2 separate regions of the Homo sapiens genome follow, and region 1 is linked to region 2. A link is a loop called in an ENCODE intact Hi-C map of the cell type or tissue named here. Cell type or tissue: pancreas. All regions are shown on one strand. Region 1 overlaps PPP2R5E (protein phosphatase 2 regulatory subunit B'epsilon). Region 2 overlaps PPP2R5E (protein phosphatase 2 regulatory subunit B'epsilon).

Region 1 (8,000 bases), 130 kb before region 2:
GGGATATGAGTGCTCCTCACAGGTTCAATAGTACATGCTTTTCCTAGCAGCCTATCCAAACAGAAGATGTTGTTAACTACAGCTCTCTGCCCATTCAGCAATACAATAAATACATACGTACTGAGTTCTTTCTATGTGCCAGCGATGGTCCTCATTGCTGGACATACACATTGTTGAACAATTTTGGAGCCCATCAGGGGAGGTAATGGGCAAGTTAATACATTTCCACAGGAAAACATTCTATCTAGGAAAGAAAGGCATGTGGCCCCAACCAGCCAAAAAAAAAAGGCCCCATATAGACTCAGTATCTCTTTATCTATAACATGTTCCAAATGACATAAGACCTCTAATCCACCTACCCAATCCACCCATCCACCCATTCCCATTCCAAGGTTAATAGAAATAATTAACCTTGTAAGTTTTATTTTTTAAATTTCGTTTCTACTTTTAAGTGTTTCAAAAGGCTTTAATGAATAACTTGTAACCAACATAAGAGAAGGTTTGAGGGTGTGTAGTATTAGCAAAACTTGAATCAACCTTCCTTGTATACTGTTAATCTTGAGTTTAATGAATACACAATAATTAAGCAAGAAATGTTTGATGTTTTCATTAGGCTCTCAACAAAATGCATTGCCGAGTGCCTAACTTTAGATATTTACAAAGCCACAAATATTAAATGTATCATATTCTATGAGAAAGATGAATTGCAGTATTAAACTATTTTTCTGCTTCTCTGTAGAGAACATGCTTTTGATGATTTTATGATGTATGAGAGAGAAATATAATAGTGCACAGGCCAAAACAAGGGGGGGTAGGATGAACTCTGATGAGCTCTGATTTCCAAAACAAAATAATATGAGTGTGCTTAGTCATATCTATAGTCCCAATCACTCCCACACAAAAAAGAAATATAATCCCACACCTGTAAATGCCTAAGTGGACTGTGCCATCCCTAATATAACAGGTAGCTTGTAGTCAAAGAAAAGAAGTTAAGAAGCTGGAGCGTTTCCAAGGTGATTACAGAGCAAAGACAGACCTGTCAACATACTAACTCCAGGTTTACAAAAACCAGCCTTCTTGAAGCTCACAAATAGGGTTAAACTACATAGTGATTTAGCCAAATAACCTTTCTTTGAACTTCATAAATCTACAATGAAATGAGAAGAGTGAAATGAAAAAGGGCTGTAAGGGTCTTCCAGCTAGGCAGGGGGATTGAACCTCTCTCCTCTTGAATCCTCCCTAAAATGACAGTGAAAGAATAAGAATAGAAGAAAGCCTTGGCATAGACAGGACTGGAGAGAAAATTTAGACTTATTTGTAGACTTCTCAAAGATGGAAGTGGATGACAAGAGGTAACTATCTTAAGTTTCCTCTTTCTCCAGTCTGCTAAGTGTTTTTCCATTCTGCAAGCAGGGAAGAAAGCCAACGAGAAGCAGGCCAGTTCACACCACGGAACCCTTACAAGGCTTAAAAACTAAAGGCACCAGATATATTTGATGGTAAGGGTGTGAGAAATAGCTAAAAACAGGAGGACTGGTTGAAAGTCTGTAGAAGACCCCCCAGATCCCTATCCCATGTGGTGTATTGATGATTTACAATGTAAGTCTGGAGAGAATGAGTAAGTATCTAATCTTGGAGACATCATACACGTTAAGTAAAGCACTTATTGGAAATAATGGGATGAAATAAAACTCTGCATACCTAAAAGTGACATATTTGCCAGCTTTCTTCCCTGACCAGGCTCCCAATTCTGTATAAGTCAGAAGATCAGAAAGTCCCTTTTGGAAGAAACTGACAGCCTCAAGAGGAAAGACCTACAGATATGCTAACAGCTGAGGGTTTCCTAATGAAATGGCAAGGTCCCTGACCAGTTATGCCATTCAAAGTCACCAGTTGCCAAGTGTCACCATGCAAATATAAACACACATGTGCACACGGTAACATACACAAGTTCTAAGCAACTTTTCGGTAGACTAACATGTAATTATGACTATGAAGTCAAAGATCACCAGATATTTTAACATAAAAGACCACAACAAACAATTATAAGGAACTCAGAGGAAACAGGCACAATGCTAGGAGTACCAAAAAAAATTGCAAGAAGGAAACTATTAACATCTTCAAAGATAAACAAATATGCTGGATCCTTGAAATAAAACAGTGCTATTATTCAGGTGGATATTCAGGAAATTTTTTAAAAGCTTTTAGAAGTTCAACATATAATAAATAAAAATTTTAGCAGAAGCACTAGAACATTAAAATGAGCAACTCTACCCCAGAGCATATAACCAAAAAACAGAGATAATATATAGAAGAAGATTTTAAAAACCAGAAGATCCAATACATAATAGCAATCCAGAAAGACATGGAGACAGAAAAACAGAAAATGAAGAGAAGGAAATTATCTGAAGAATAATTCAATTCAATTTCCAACAAAAAAAAAGTCATCAATGTCAATATAGATATGGTCCATTAAGTGTTCTGCACAATAAATGAACAAAGATCCACACCAAAGCACATCACTTTCTGGATGTGGAGACAAAGAGAAGATCTCAAAGAAGATACAAAGAAGACAGGTCATTATAAAGGATAAGGCATTCACCTGGTGCAGGCCTTCTTAATACCCACACTGGAAGCTGGAAAACAATGGATCAATTCCTTAAAACATCTGGGAAAGTTCCAAATTTACACTTAGCCAAAATGTCAATAAAGTATGTAGGCAGGCAGGGCACAGTGGCTCACGCCTGTAATCCCAGCACTTTGGAAGACGAAGGCGGGCTGATCACTTGAGGTCAGAAATTTGAGACCAACATGGGCTAACATGGTGAAACCCTGTCTCTACTGAAAATACAAAAATTAGTCTGGCGTGGTGGCATACACCTGTAATCCCAGCAGCTGGAAGTTGCAGTGAGCCAAGATCGTGCCACTACACTCCAGCCTGGGCGACAAAGCGAGAGTCTGTCTCAAAAAAAAAAAAAAAAAAAAAAATGTAGGCAGAATAAAGACGTTTTCAGACAAGTGATCTCAGAACACTTACATCCCATTCATGCTTTCTTAGGAAGAATCTAGAAGATATGCTCCACCAAAGAAGAAGTTAAACAAGCAAAGACACAGTCTAGAAGGGCACCAAAGGGAAGTGCTGGGATGACTGTGTGGATGGCCCAGAGTGCCAATTAGAGCAGGATGACCAGGGCTCCAGGAAGAAGGTCTCCAAGAAAAAAAAAAAAAAAGTAACTGATAGACTAGTTGATATGTGGGCCATACTGAGAAGGGCTGTATGGTTACTCTCAGAGAATTAAAGCACACACTAGTGATGAATACACAGGAAAGCAAGTAAAAAAATAAGGCACCTATTTTCCAGGGTTAAAAAAAGAAAAAAAAAAGCTCTACAAGAAAACAAATGTAATTATGTGCCTTGGAATGAACAACATGTATACAATAGTACTCATCTATCATGTGATTCATTCAAATTTTGTGATATAACAAATGTAGAGAGGGAGTTATAGTGGGAGATACATAATGGCTTACAGTAGGAAGTCAATAGACATAAATAAAATCTAAAATCACAAGTTAAAAAATAGCAGTATAAGCATGCTGTTTAGAAATATGGAAATAAATATACAGAAACAACTGGAAGACTTAAGTGTGGTTACTTCTAGGAAATAGGACTCTGGTTTGGAGAAAGATGAGGCAAGAGACTGCTATTTTTCATTAAAAATCATATAAACATATTGGAATTTTAAAAGTAGGCATTATCAAAACTATTTTTAAAAGTCATTAAGAGCAAAAGGTTTCGAGCAAAACAACCCAGTTGCTCTCTGCTATAATAAAGAATTACCCTGCCCTATTCCATGTAAAGTAAGATTTTAGAGAACATCAGAATTCTTCAAATAGATAACCGATAAAATTGGTATTCTAAATGTTTTCATCCAAAGTGCCACAGAGCACTAAAATCAGATGTCCACATTTCTGGCTTTGTTTGCAACTTTCTCCTACTACCTGAAAACTATCTTCCTCATACTTTCACCTTGGCCAAATACAGAGAAAACAGCCCAGAACAAAGAAACCAGAGCCAAAGGTAGTCTGACTCCAGTGAATCAGAACGACTCAAGGGATGCACTGTATAAAATGAAGCAACCTATGGGGCAAATACTGAGAAAGGACAATGGGGACAAGGCATCAAAAGGTTGCGATCACAAGCTTCTGGCAATTCTGACTCCAAGACTCCTATGGAAATTCAATACAAAACTTTCGAAAGTGTAAGGCGTACAAATATGAACAACTCCACCAAGTCACACGCTTTTATTTTCCTCCATTTAATTTCAAGCATTCTTTCCACAAACCAAAGAAGTCCATTTTTTTCCCCTTGAGCATACTATCTATTTCAAGACAACCTTGTGATTTAAATTTTTAAGACAACCTATTTGGTCAGCAATTCAAGAAAGAGCTATTGTGCTAAATAATGATGCACTTAGTGGGAAGCAGGCAGGGACTAGCTACATAATTTGTGGGGCCTAGTGCAAAATAAACATGCGGTGGTCCCTGCTCAAAAAGTATTAAGAGTTTCAAGACAGCAAGAGCAGAGCACTAAACCAAGCACAGGGCCCTTCTAAGCACAGGGCCCAGCACAACTGCACAAATTATACAACCAGGAAGCTGGCTCTGAATGCAGGAGTCAGAGCAATAAAGCCCTTTTTACAAGATTTTTGAGTTATACACTGGACAGGACAGGATGAAGTGATGTTAACTGGTAATTGGCAATGGCTATCTCATAAAATTCCAGGTAGAAATAAATGCTCCCAACACTTACTTGCTATAGGCTGTGAGAGAGAAATGTAAACATTTTGACATATTCAAGGAACTCGTTTGGAAAATAGTTCTTTGTATTGGAGCTGAGATTCAAGGCCTTGTGGAATTTATTTCAGTTTAGAACTAAAATTTTTTTAATAGGTTGGTTTGTGTCATGTCCAATTTGTCTTGAGTTTTTAAAAACACAATAACAAAAGGTCACTTTTAAGGACAGGCTGAATGATTTGCATGATCTGCATAATTTACATGATAATTACAGTACCTTTCAGCTAAATATAACAGCAAATGTGAAGTACAAATTACTAAATAGCAATCTCCAGCAGTACATATGTTTACGGGGATACTTGAATAGTATGTCTCTCAGCAACCACTGACTGTTTTTCAGATTTGCAGAGTAGTTGAAAGTAATCTTTAGAAATATGTTGCTAAACTCTTGCCACAATAATCCACCCAATGAAATAATCGAAGTATTGCTAATTCATTTAGGTCTAAAGAAGGGGTTGGGGGATCATAAAGAAACCATTTTCCCAACCATCCCAATACAGATGAAAATTATCTTTATTAAGAATAGACAAAATTGTTCCATAAAGCCTAGGCAAGTCTACATAGTCATAGCTCTAGAAGGCAGTTAACCAAGTTACTTAAGTCTGAAATCAACATTACCACAGACAAAAGTGCACTATGCAATGAATGGACTATCTTTGATAAATCTCTAACAGCTTTCTTGTCCAAACACTTAAGTGAGTACACAAAAAATGCTACAGGTTATGTAAATCTAGATTTAATAAAAATCACACTGAAATTCAAGTGAGCCAGTCATACTATTCTAGAATAAAAAACAACAAAACCCTTCAAACAAAAACATTCAAAACCCTTGAATGAAAAACGACAGACTGTTGGCCAGGCGCAGTGACTCACGCCTGTAATCCCAGCACTTTGGGAGGCCGAGGCGGGCAGATCACGAGGTCAGGAGTTCAAGACCAGCCTGCCCAACATGGTGAAACCTCATCTCTACTAAAAATACAAAAAATTAGCCAGGCATACTGGTGCATGCTTGTAGTCCCACCTATTCAGGAGACTGAGACAGAAGAATCACTTGAACCCGGGAGGCGGAGGTTGCCGTGAGCCGAGATCGAGCCACTGCAATCCAGCCTGGGTGACAGAGCTAGACTTCATCTCAAAAAAAAAAAAAAAAGAAAAAGAAAAACAACAGACTGTTTTGTCTGGCTCTACCAAAATATGGCTTTCCAGCTTCTCTTGAAAAGCCAAAAGATCTAGCAATACTTGGCTCACTTACCTAGAGACCAACCGTTACTGGGAGCGGATTGGCAGCAGGATCCAAGCTCTCTAAATCGCCACAGTTTCCATCACTCCTTTGGTCATACCAACACTACTTAATCATGTACCATTTGTCTGTCCTCTGTAAAGATTTAAATGGGCTATCCCTGGTTTTCACACATTATAAATTATACGTTCCTGGCACTAATAAACATTTATGTTCAACACTGATTGGAGGAAATCAGTTGGCAAAGTGGAACTGAAGAGAATCCAGAGACACAGGAAACCCATGTAACATCTTAAGAGAACCCAACAGCCTGTGAAGAACCATATACGTAGAGTTGAATGGATACCAATGATTTTTAGAATAAGAGTTGGATTTCAAATAATTCATAACATGCTAGGTAAGACATGACAGGCTAACACTATATGATTTCATGGACTGAAGCTATTAAAGAAAACAGAGCTTAAGAAAGTTCTCAAAACAAGAATCCTAATAAAAATATTAGTGACACCACCAGCATAACGTTTACTGAATATGAACCATGTGTTGGGAATACTTCTGAGAGTTTGTATAGGTATTTAGTTGTTAAATCTCCACAACAACCTTACAATGTGATTATGATATTTTGCATCTACTTTCTAGATGAGGAAACTGAGGCACACAGTAGTTATGTCACTTGTCCAAGGTCGAATACAAAAAAAATGGCAGAGCCCGAATTCAAATCAGTCTGTACACTTAACCACCAATCTATACTGCTTCCTGATAAGGAAGAAAAATTCAAGGTATTGAAAAAGGCACTTGAGGCAACACAGGAAGCTTTCATTTGAGCTTTAGATTTTCAAAGGGCAGATACAAATGGTGAAAGGAAGGAAGCAACGAATACTGGGCATAAAAGAATGGTGCTATCATACAAAAATAGTCTTAGGAAGGCTAATGCACAAAATCAGCTGAGGTTTATGAAAAATGCAAGGCAATAAAATGAGAATGTACTTGCAGATGAAATTTTTTATTCTTATTGATTACAACATATATGCTTATTTTTTTTATATAAAAAATAGAGATATCTAAAAAATAGGAAGTGAAGATCATCACACATAATCACCCCCTTCCAGCCAATTAACAACAATTTGGTAGAACTCCTTTCAAAATTGTTAATGCATATTGCTATAGTCTGAATGTGTCCCCCAAAATTCGTGTGATAAAAATTTAATCTCCAATGAAACAGTGTTGGGAAGTAAGGCCTTTTGGTGTTGAGGTCATAAGGGCTCTGCCCTCATAAATAGATTAATGCCACTATGAAAGGGGATTTGGGACATGGGTTCACTCTCTCTCATCCTTCTGCCTTCCACCATGTGAGGGCACACCCAGTAAGATGACACTCGTTAGATGCCAGCACCTCGATCTTGAACTTCCCAGCCTCCAGAACTGTAAGAAATAAACTTCTGTTCTTTATAAATTACCCAGTCTGAGGCATTTTGTTAAAGCAGCACAAAAGAACTAAGACAAAAATACTAACATTATTTTTCCCTAAAATAACAGATACAGGCTCAAAAATTATACTGTTCTATAACAATGCATGTTTCACCTAAAATAGATCATTGAGTAGGTCTATCACATTCTTTTTACAAACTGATGAATATTTCACTATATGAATGTCCACAGTACAATTACCTCCTACTAAGGAACTTTGAAGTTATTTTCCAATTTTCTAATAATTATTAGCAATGGTGCATTCAATAACCTTTGTATATATATCTTTTGTACATATCTGATTATTTCTCACAGAATTGTTGGGTCTAAATTTAAGTTGATAGAATACTATCGGTTTTCTCTTCAGGACAATTATGCCAATTTAACGTATATGTGTATATAGCCATCTATTCATATATTTATTCATTCGTTTATTTGG
Region 2 (8,000 bases):
TTTGGCCCACATAAAACTCTGTACAATAATTTTACCTATGCTACAGAAGCAAACTATTAGGATATATTAAAAAATGTATATTCCTTCCTAAAAGTGAATGAAATTATCTCTTCATTACAACTGGGTACAATCTTTCATAAATAAAAATACAGGAGAATTTCCTGAACTCGGGAGGCGGAGGTTGCAGAGAGCCAAGATAGCGCCATTGCGCTCCAGCCTGGGCAACAAGAGCGAAACTCCCATCACAAAAAAAGAAAGAAAGAAAAAAATAACATATGTATACATGTGCCATGTTGGTGTGCTGCACCCATTAACTCGTCATTTAACATTAGGTATATCTCCTAATGCTATCCGTCCCCCATCCCCCCGACCCCACAACAGTCCCTGGTATATGATGTTCCCCTTCCAGTGTCCATGTGTTCTCATTGTTCAATTCCCACCTATGAGTGAGAACATGCGGTGTTTGGTTTTTTGTCCTTGCGATGTATACATATGTAACAAACCTGCACGTTGTGCACATGTACCCTAAAACTTAAAGTATAATAATAATAAAATTAAAAAGAAAAAAAAAAATAACATAGTTTGGCACTTGCTTTTGTGCAAGATCTTAAAATTGCTTCCCCCCAAAAAAATTATTACCACACTTTTTCAAAGGTTCTAAAACTGAACTTTAACATCTATTAACATATAGATGTTCTTTCAGTTCGAAAGTAAAGCTTATGGTTATTTTTTAAACACACACACACACGGCCGGGTGCGGTGGCTCATGCCTGTAATCCCAGCACTTTGGGAGGCCAAAGTGGGAGGGTCACTTGAGGTCAAGAGTTCAAGACCAGCCTGACCAACATGGTGAAACCCCATCTCTATTAAAAATACAAAATTAACTGGGTGTGGTGGCGCACACCTGTAATCCCAGCTACTTGGGAGGCTGAGGCAGGAGAATTGCTTGAACCTGGGAGGCAGAGGTTGCACTGAGCCGAGATGGGGCCACTGCACTCCAGCCTGGGCAACAAGAGCGAACCTCCATCTCAAAACACACACACACACACAAATCTTAGATGCCTGAAGAACACACATCATTAGTCAAAGGTACAAACTAGATCAATAGATCTTAACCCGTTTTAAGTCAGATATCCCTTTGAGAATCTGAAAAATCCCTATTGATTCCCCATTTTTAAAATAGATACACACATACAAAATGTTCACATAATTTTAGGCTGCTCATTGCATTTTAAATCCAACCAAGGATTTAAGAATCTCTATACCTACTATACAAGAGTATAATGACTGGTTGCTTCTGGGAAGGGAAACTAGGAGAAGGGATGGAAGGAAGATTTTTCACTACACTTCCTTTTGTAACCTTTGGAATTTGAACCATATGGCTGTATTATCTATTCAAAAAATGAATAAATTAAAAATAAAAAGCATTACACTAAATAACATGGCAAGATACTAATGCAGTAGATGCAACTCTCCAGGTGAAGATGTTTAGAATAGCTATTATATTAAATTCACCATATTTAAAAACTGCTTCTTTGAAATTTTTGGTTGAAAAACGTTTGTGGCTGCAAAATTATGCTCTTCATAATTTTCAGAGAAATTTCCAATTTCCACCTTTTTACTAGTAAAATATGTCATAAAAATTTCATATTATTCATATTCTAACTTTTGAAACCCCCATTAAATAACAACAGCTAGTATTTACTGAATGTGGCACTGTCACATCTATTGACTATTAACGTCATCATCATTTTACAGACAAGGAAAACCAAAGCTTTCAGCAGTTAACGCATTTGTCCAAGGCAACCCAGCTAGTGGTAAGCTAGGACTCTTGAGGACCAACAAAACCCATGCGACAATGTATCACGACATGGAGTGTAGTAACCACTAAAATAGATGACATTATTCCTTAAAAGACTATTCTTTTTTGAGACAGCATTTCACTCTGTTGCCCAGGCTCAAGTGCAGTGGCACAATCACAGCTCACTGCAGCGTCGATCTCCTGGGCTCGAACTATCCTCCCTCAGCCTTCCAAGTACCTAGGACTACAGGTGTGTACCACCACACCCAGCTAATTTTTTATTGTATTTTTTTTTAGAGACAGGCCTGCTATGTTGCACAGGCTGGCCTTGAACTCCTGGGCTCAAGTAATCCTCCCACCTCGACCTGCCAAAGTGCTGGGATTAAAGGTGTGAGTTATTTACTGTACCTGGCCTCTTAAGAGACTATTCTTATTCTAATAGGTTTTAGCACATTCACTCGTTATAAAAATCTGGTATTATATTGCATGTGCCTACTTTACTATACACAAAGCAGATATAGACGAAAAAGGCAATCATTAAAAAGGCACGAAAACGGCCGGGCACGGTGGCTCACGCCTGTAATCCCAGCACTTTGGGAAGCCGAGGCAGGCAGATCACCTGAGGTCAGGAGTTCATGACCAGCCTGACCAACATGGAGAAACCCCATCTCTACTAAAAATACAAAATTAGCCGGGCATGGAGGCGCATGCCTGTAATCCCAGCTACTTGGGAGGCTGAGGCAGGAAAATGGCTTGAACCCGGAAGGCAGAGGCTGTGGTGAGCCGAGATCGCACCATTACACTCCAGCCTGGGCAACAAGAGCTAAACTCCGTCTAGTCATCATAGTTGTAAGAATATCTAAAAGTGAATGTACAAACTATCTGCAAAATGCCTCGGAAATGTATAATGAATTGTGAGACAAGAAATAACAATGGCGGCCGGGCGCGGTGGCTCATGCCAAGAATCCCAGCACTTTGGGAGGCCTAGGCAGGCGGACGCACCTGTGGTCAGGAGTTCGAGACCAGCCTGGCCAACATGGAGAAACCCCGTCTCTACTAAAAATATAAAAATCAGCCGGATGTGGTGGCAGACACCTGTAATCCCAGCTACTCTCCGCAGGCTGAGGCAGGAGAATCACTTGAACCTGGGAGGCAGAGGTTGCAGTGAGCCGAGATTGCGCCACTGCACTCCAGCCTGGGTGACAGAGCGAGACTCTGTCTCAGAAAAACAAACAAACAAAAGAAATAACAATGCTACTTTCACTATAATTCCATCTTCAAAGAGGCAGTATTCTTCAGAAAACGTTCACCCAAATCTAAACTTACAGAATTGCTTAAAGTCAACGCAAGGAAATGAGGCACAGGAGGCTGGGGTGAGGAGAGAACATAAATCACCCAGCCAGGTGCTACTACCACTGATTATTATTAACATAAATTTGTGTGTGTGTTTGTGTGTTTGCCTAACTGTTTAGTTTGACTGTCTTACTCAACAACTTACCTAGATAACAGTCAAGGCTTGCTTCATGTCCTGCTGTGTAAGTGTAAGGAAAGTATCCAAGTCTTGACTTTCTTTTTTTTTTTAAGACAGAGTTTATAGTGGCACAATATGAGCTCACTGCAACCTCCACCTCCCGGGGTCAAGTGATTCTCCTGCCTCAGCCTCCTGAGTAGCTGGGATTATAGATGCACACCACTACATCCACGAATTTTTGGATTTTTAGCAGAGATGGGGTTTTACCCTGTTGGCCAGGCTGGTCTCAAACTCTTGACCTCAAATGACCCGCCCCCTGTCGGCCTCCCCCAAGATTTTACTTTCTTATCAAGTAAGTAAGGCACTAAACCTCTACTAGGTTTTCCCTATCAGTGAATGAGTAAGAATCTTTTAGACTCAAAGAAAAAAATGTTTTTATTTTGAGACAAAGGTCTCACTCTGTCAGCCACACTGGACACAGTGGAACAATCACAGCTCACTGCAGCCTCAGCCTCCTGGGCTCGGGCAATCCTTCTGCCTCAGCCTCCCAAGTAGCTGGGACCACAGGTGTACACCACCACCCTGGCTAATTTTTTAAATTATTTGTACAGATGAGGTCTCACTATGTTGCGTAGGCTGGTCTCAAACTCTTGGGCTTAAGCGAGCCTCCCAACTCTGTCTCCCTATGTGCTGGGATTATAGGTGTGAGCCACCATACCCAGCCTCAAAAATGTTAAGGCTCTCCAAGAACACTTTCACAAAAGCATATAAAGATGGAGAAAATGTAAATGTCTATCTTTGCAAAGTTCATCCTATAATTTCCTAACACACAGATACGGAAAAACCAGGTAGATTTATACAGAATTACAGGTGGTGTTGCTTTCTACAGGAAATAACATCAGTGATACAGATTTCAAAACCCCACCTATTAGACATAGGGCAAAATAGGCTGGGCGCAGTGACTGACGCCTGTAATCCCAGCACTTTGGGAGGCCAAGGCAGGTGGATCACCTGAGGTCAGGAGTTTGAGACCAGCCTGGCTGGTCTCAACACGTCTCTACTAAAAATACAAAAAAATTAGCTTGGTGTGGTGGTGGGCACCTGCAATCCCAGCTACTCAGGAGCCTGAGGCAAGAGAATCACTTGAACCAAGAGGCAGAGGTTGCAGTGAGCTGAGATCGCACCACTGTACTCCAGCCTGGGCAACAAGAGCAAAACTCCATCTCAAAAAAAAAAGAAATAGGGCAAAACAAAAACTTTCCCTTCACATTATGTTGCAGTTTTGCAAGTGAACAGACTTTAAAACGCTAAGAATTAATGCAGTATTATTTATAAATCAAAGATTATGATGCATATAATAAACATTCTGATAATGCATGCACAAAACGAGTGGTTATTAATGCATATCTGAGCATTCAAAAATGACATATTAAAAGATGAGTTACATAATCACTGTTTGTATAATTATCGTATTCAAACTCCCCTGAAATTAAAGACCTTAAGGACACCTCTTTGACTTCATTATTTAAAACAACTCACAAAATTCAACCATATTTTATATTGTACTCCAAATAAAATTAACCCAATTTAGTCAAAGCAATACTATAGAAAATTAAATCAATAACTACCCTTAGCATGCATATAGTGTTTATCCTGGTTTCTCTTAAGGCAATGGCCAAAAAAAATAAAATCCTAGAAAAGAAATTCCTCCTACATTTTCTTTATATTCCATAAATTACTTCCTAGAAAATCAAGAGCAAATACACATTACTGAAGTCTATTTCTGATTATACTTCCTTATGTTATTCTACAGACAGAGATGGATTTCTAATTTATAGAATACTTTCCAGAGTATTTACCCAGAATGTGCTTACTACATAACAATCACTGTTAGTCACTCTGGAATTAGGTTTGTGAGTATATAGTCCTGTTACTCTCCAATTCTCTCATACTGGCAAAATATACAAGTTCAAAAAATCACATTCTTGGAAAGCAGAGTTCTTGGAAAACTGGCAACACTAGCAGACTTCACTTTTAAAAGTGAGAAAAAGGATACAGAAATGGCCAAAAAGCACAGGAAAAGATGCTCAACATCACTAATCATTAGGGCAATGCAAATAAAAATCACACTGAAATACCACTTCATACCTATTATAATGACTACTATCAAAAAATTAAAAAGCAGAAAATGAGTGATGGTGAGGATATAGAAAACTGGAACCCTCATGCATTGCTAATGGGAATGAAAAATGGTCCAGTTGCTGTGGCAATATGTATGGCAATTCCTGAAAAATTCAACATATGATCCAGCAATTACACGTCTGGGTACATACCCAAAAGAAATGAAAGCCAGAACTTAAACAGGTATCTGTACATCATGGTCACAGCAGCATTATTCACAATAGCCTGAAGGTGGAAGCAACCCAAGTGTCCACCAATGAATTAATGGATTAAAAAGTATATGGTATGTATATACACTGAAATTATTCAGCCTTAAAAAAGAATGAAATTCTGACACCTGCTACAACAGAGATGAACACTGAAGACACTTGACTAAGTGAAATAAGCCAGTCACAAAAAGACAAATATTGCATGGCATCACTTATAGGAGGTACCTAGAGTAGTCAAATTCATAGAAACAAAAAACAGAATGGCGGTTGCCAAGGGCTGGTGGGGGAAACAGGGAGTCAGTGTTTAACAGGTACAGAGCTTCAGTTGGGGAAGATGAAAAGGTTCTGGAGATGGATGGTAGGGACAGTTGCATGACAATGTCAAGGCACTTAATGCACATTTAAACATGGTTAAGATGGTAAATTTCATGTTATGTATATTTTACCATAATTTTTTAAAATGAGAAAAAAGACATGAAAGCATTAAAGAAAAAATACATTAAAGCATGTGTCCAAATTCTTCTCATGCATGCTTCTTTCACTACCCACAAAACCAATACCCTGACTATGAGTGGTCAGTGAAGTCCTAATTTAATTGTTTACCATAAGATCCAAGAAATTAGTGTAAGTTTTTAAATTCCTTCTAATTCTAAAAAAAAAAATTTAACTGGCTTCCTCAGAATGAAGTCCTTTACAGATACAGAAGTTAACACCCATTACATATCTACTTCAGATTAAATAGATTACTAAAAACCAGTGTCTCCCAACTTTGTATTTCAAGCATAGTTCAATCTACAGTGTTTCCTACATTTTCTTTCCAAAGCCTCATAATGACTATTTTCATTTTTACCAGCAAAATCTCTAGTCAAAATTTTCTCCCCCAAAGCTCACAGGAGCTCATCTTTACTGACTGGTAGATATATCATCTTTACAGTAATCAGTATTCAGTTTCCAAAAATTTTGTATAAACATTGGAATCTTATTTATGAATCTCTCTCTCTTTTTTAAAAAAAGTATTCATATGGAAAAAATAGAAGCTTGAAATATCCTAAGCTAAATTTTGAGGATCTTTTCCGGTTACATTCCAGTTTTTCTTATAATACCTTCTGATTTCACAAACTGTTACAGAAATAAGTCTGCAATAATGAACTAGCAAACCAGGTTGCCTGGTTTCCTCCAAGCCACACTAAAGCTCATTGTGTTGTTCATATCCCCTTTCTCCCATTCTTCAGTATTCAGCACATAAACATCCACCTCAAAGGTAAATTCTGATAGTTTCCACACTATAAAAGCTATGTTCTGATATTTTTCAAACAACACCTGTTCATAAACATGAAGCAAACATGATGAAAATTAAAAGGGACAAAAAGTAACCACATACCCAAACAAAAGTTGAAATGCCTAATTTAGAAAAAATTCTTCATATTAAAAACGTGTTGGGCCGGGCATGGTGGCTCACGCCTAAATCCTGGCATGGGAACACCATGGCAATTCGAGACCAGCCTGTGCAACATGGCAAAACTCCATCTCTACAAAAAAATGGAAAAATTAGCTGGGCGTGATGGCATGCTTCTGTAGTCCCAGCTACTCGGGAAGTTGATCCCGGCTACTCGGGAAAGGGAGGATCACTTGAGCCTAGGAAATAGAGGCCACAGTGAGCCCCAACCTGCACTTTCTTTTTTTTTTTTCCCCCGAGACAGAGTCTTGCTCTGTCACCCAGGCTAGAATGCAATGGCACGATCTGGGCTCACTTCAACCTCTGCCTCCCGGTTCAAGCAATTCTCCTGCCTCGGCTTCCCGAGTAGCTGGGATTACAGGTGCCACCACCGCGCCTAATTTTTGTATTTTTAGAAGAGACAGGGTTTCACCATGTTGGCCAGGCTGGTCTCAAACTCCTGACCTCGTGATCTGCCTGCCTCGGGCTCCCAAAGTGCTGGGATTACAGGCGTGAGCCACCACGCCCGGCCTCAACCTGCACTTTCACTCTGTCCCCACTGAACTCTAGCCAGAGTGACAGCATGAGATTGTCTCAAAAGAAAATTTAAAAAACCAAAAAACTTGTTTTTAACAAATTTCAGGCCAGGCACGGTGGCTCACACCTGTAATCCCAGCACTTTGGGAGGTCAAGGTGGGCAGATCACTTGGGGTCAGGAGTTCAAGACCAGCCTGACCAACATGGTGAAACCCTGTCTCTATTAAAAATACAAAAATTAGCTGGGCATGGTGGCGGGCACCTGTGCTCCCAGCTACTCGGGAAGCTGAGGCAGGAAAATCACTTGAACCCAGGAGGTGGAGGTTGCTGTGAACCAGCCTGAGCAACAGAGGGAGACTCTATCTC

Evidence for each region. Peaks named below come from ENCODE experiments on the same cell type or tissue, not always from the same donor. Only the 100,000 strongest peaks of a DNase experiment are listed, where the experiment ranks them.
Region 1: a loop joins it to region 2, with 3.0 times the contacts of the local background. A loop is called at or near these places in 28 of 110 quality-filtered maps.

What each region holds. Positions count from the first base shown.
Region 1 is chr14:63,400,423-63,408,422 of GRCh38, forward strand. All of the region lies in intron 5 of PPP2R5E (protein phosphatase 2 regulatory subunit B'epsilon), which reads right to left. Among named protein-coding and RNA genes, the nearest start is that of GPHB5, 85 kb to the left of the region's middle. In pancreas, no CTCF peak of the experiment used is centred here; no DNase peak of the experiment used is centred here.
Region 2 is chr14:63,530,924-63,538,923 of GRCh38, forward strand. The region is part of intron 2 of PPP2R5E (protein phosphatase 2 regulatory subunit B'epsilon); the gene reads right to left. Among named protein-coding and RNA genes, the nearest start is that of PPP2R5E, 8.5 kb to the right of the region's middle. In pancreas, no CTCF peak of the experiment used is centred here; no DNase peak of the experiment used is centred here.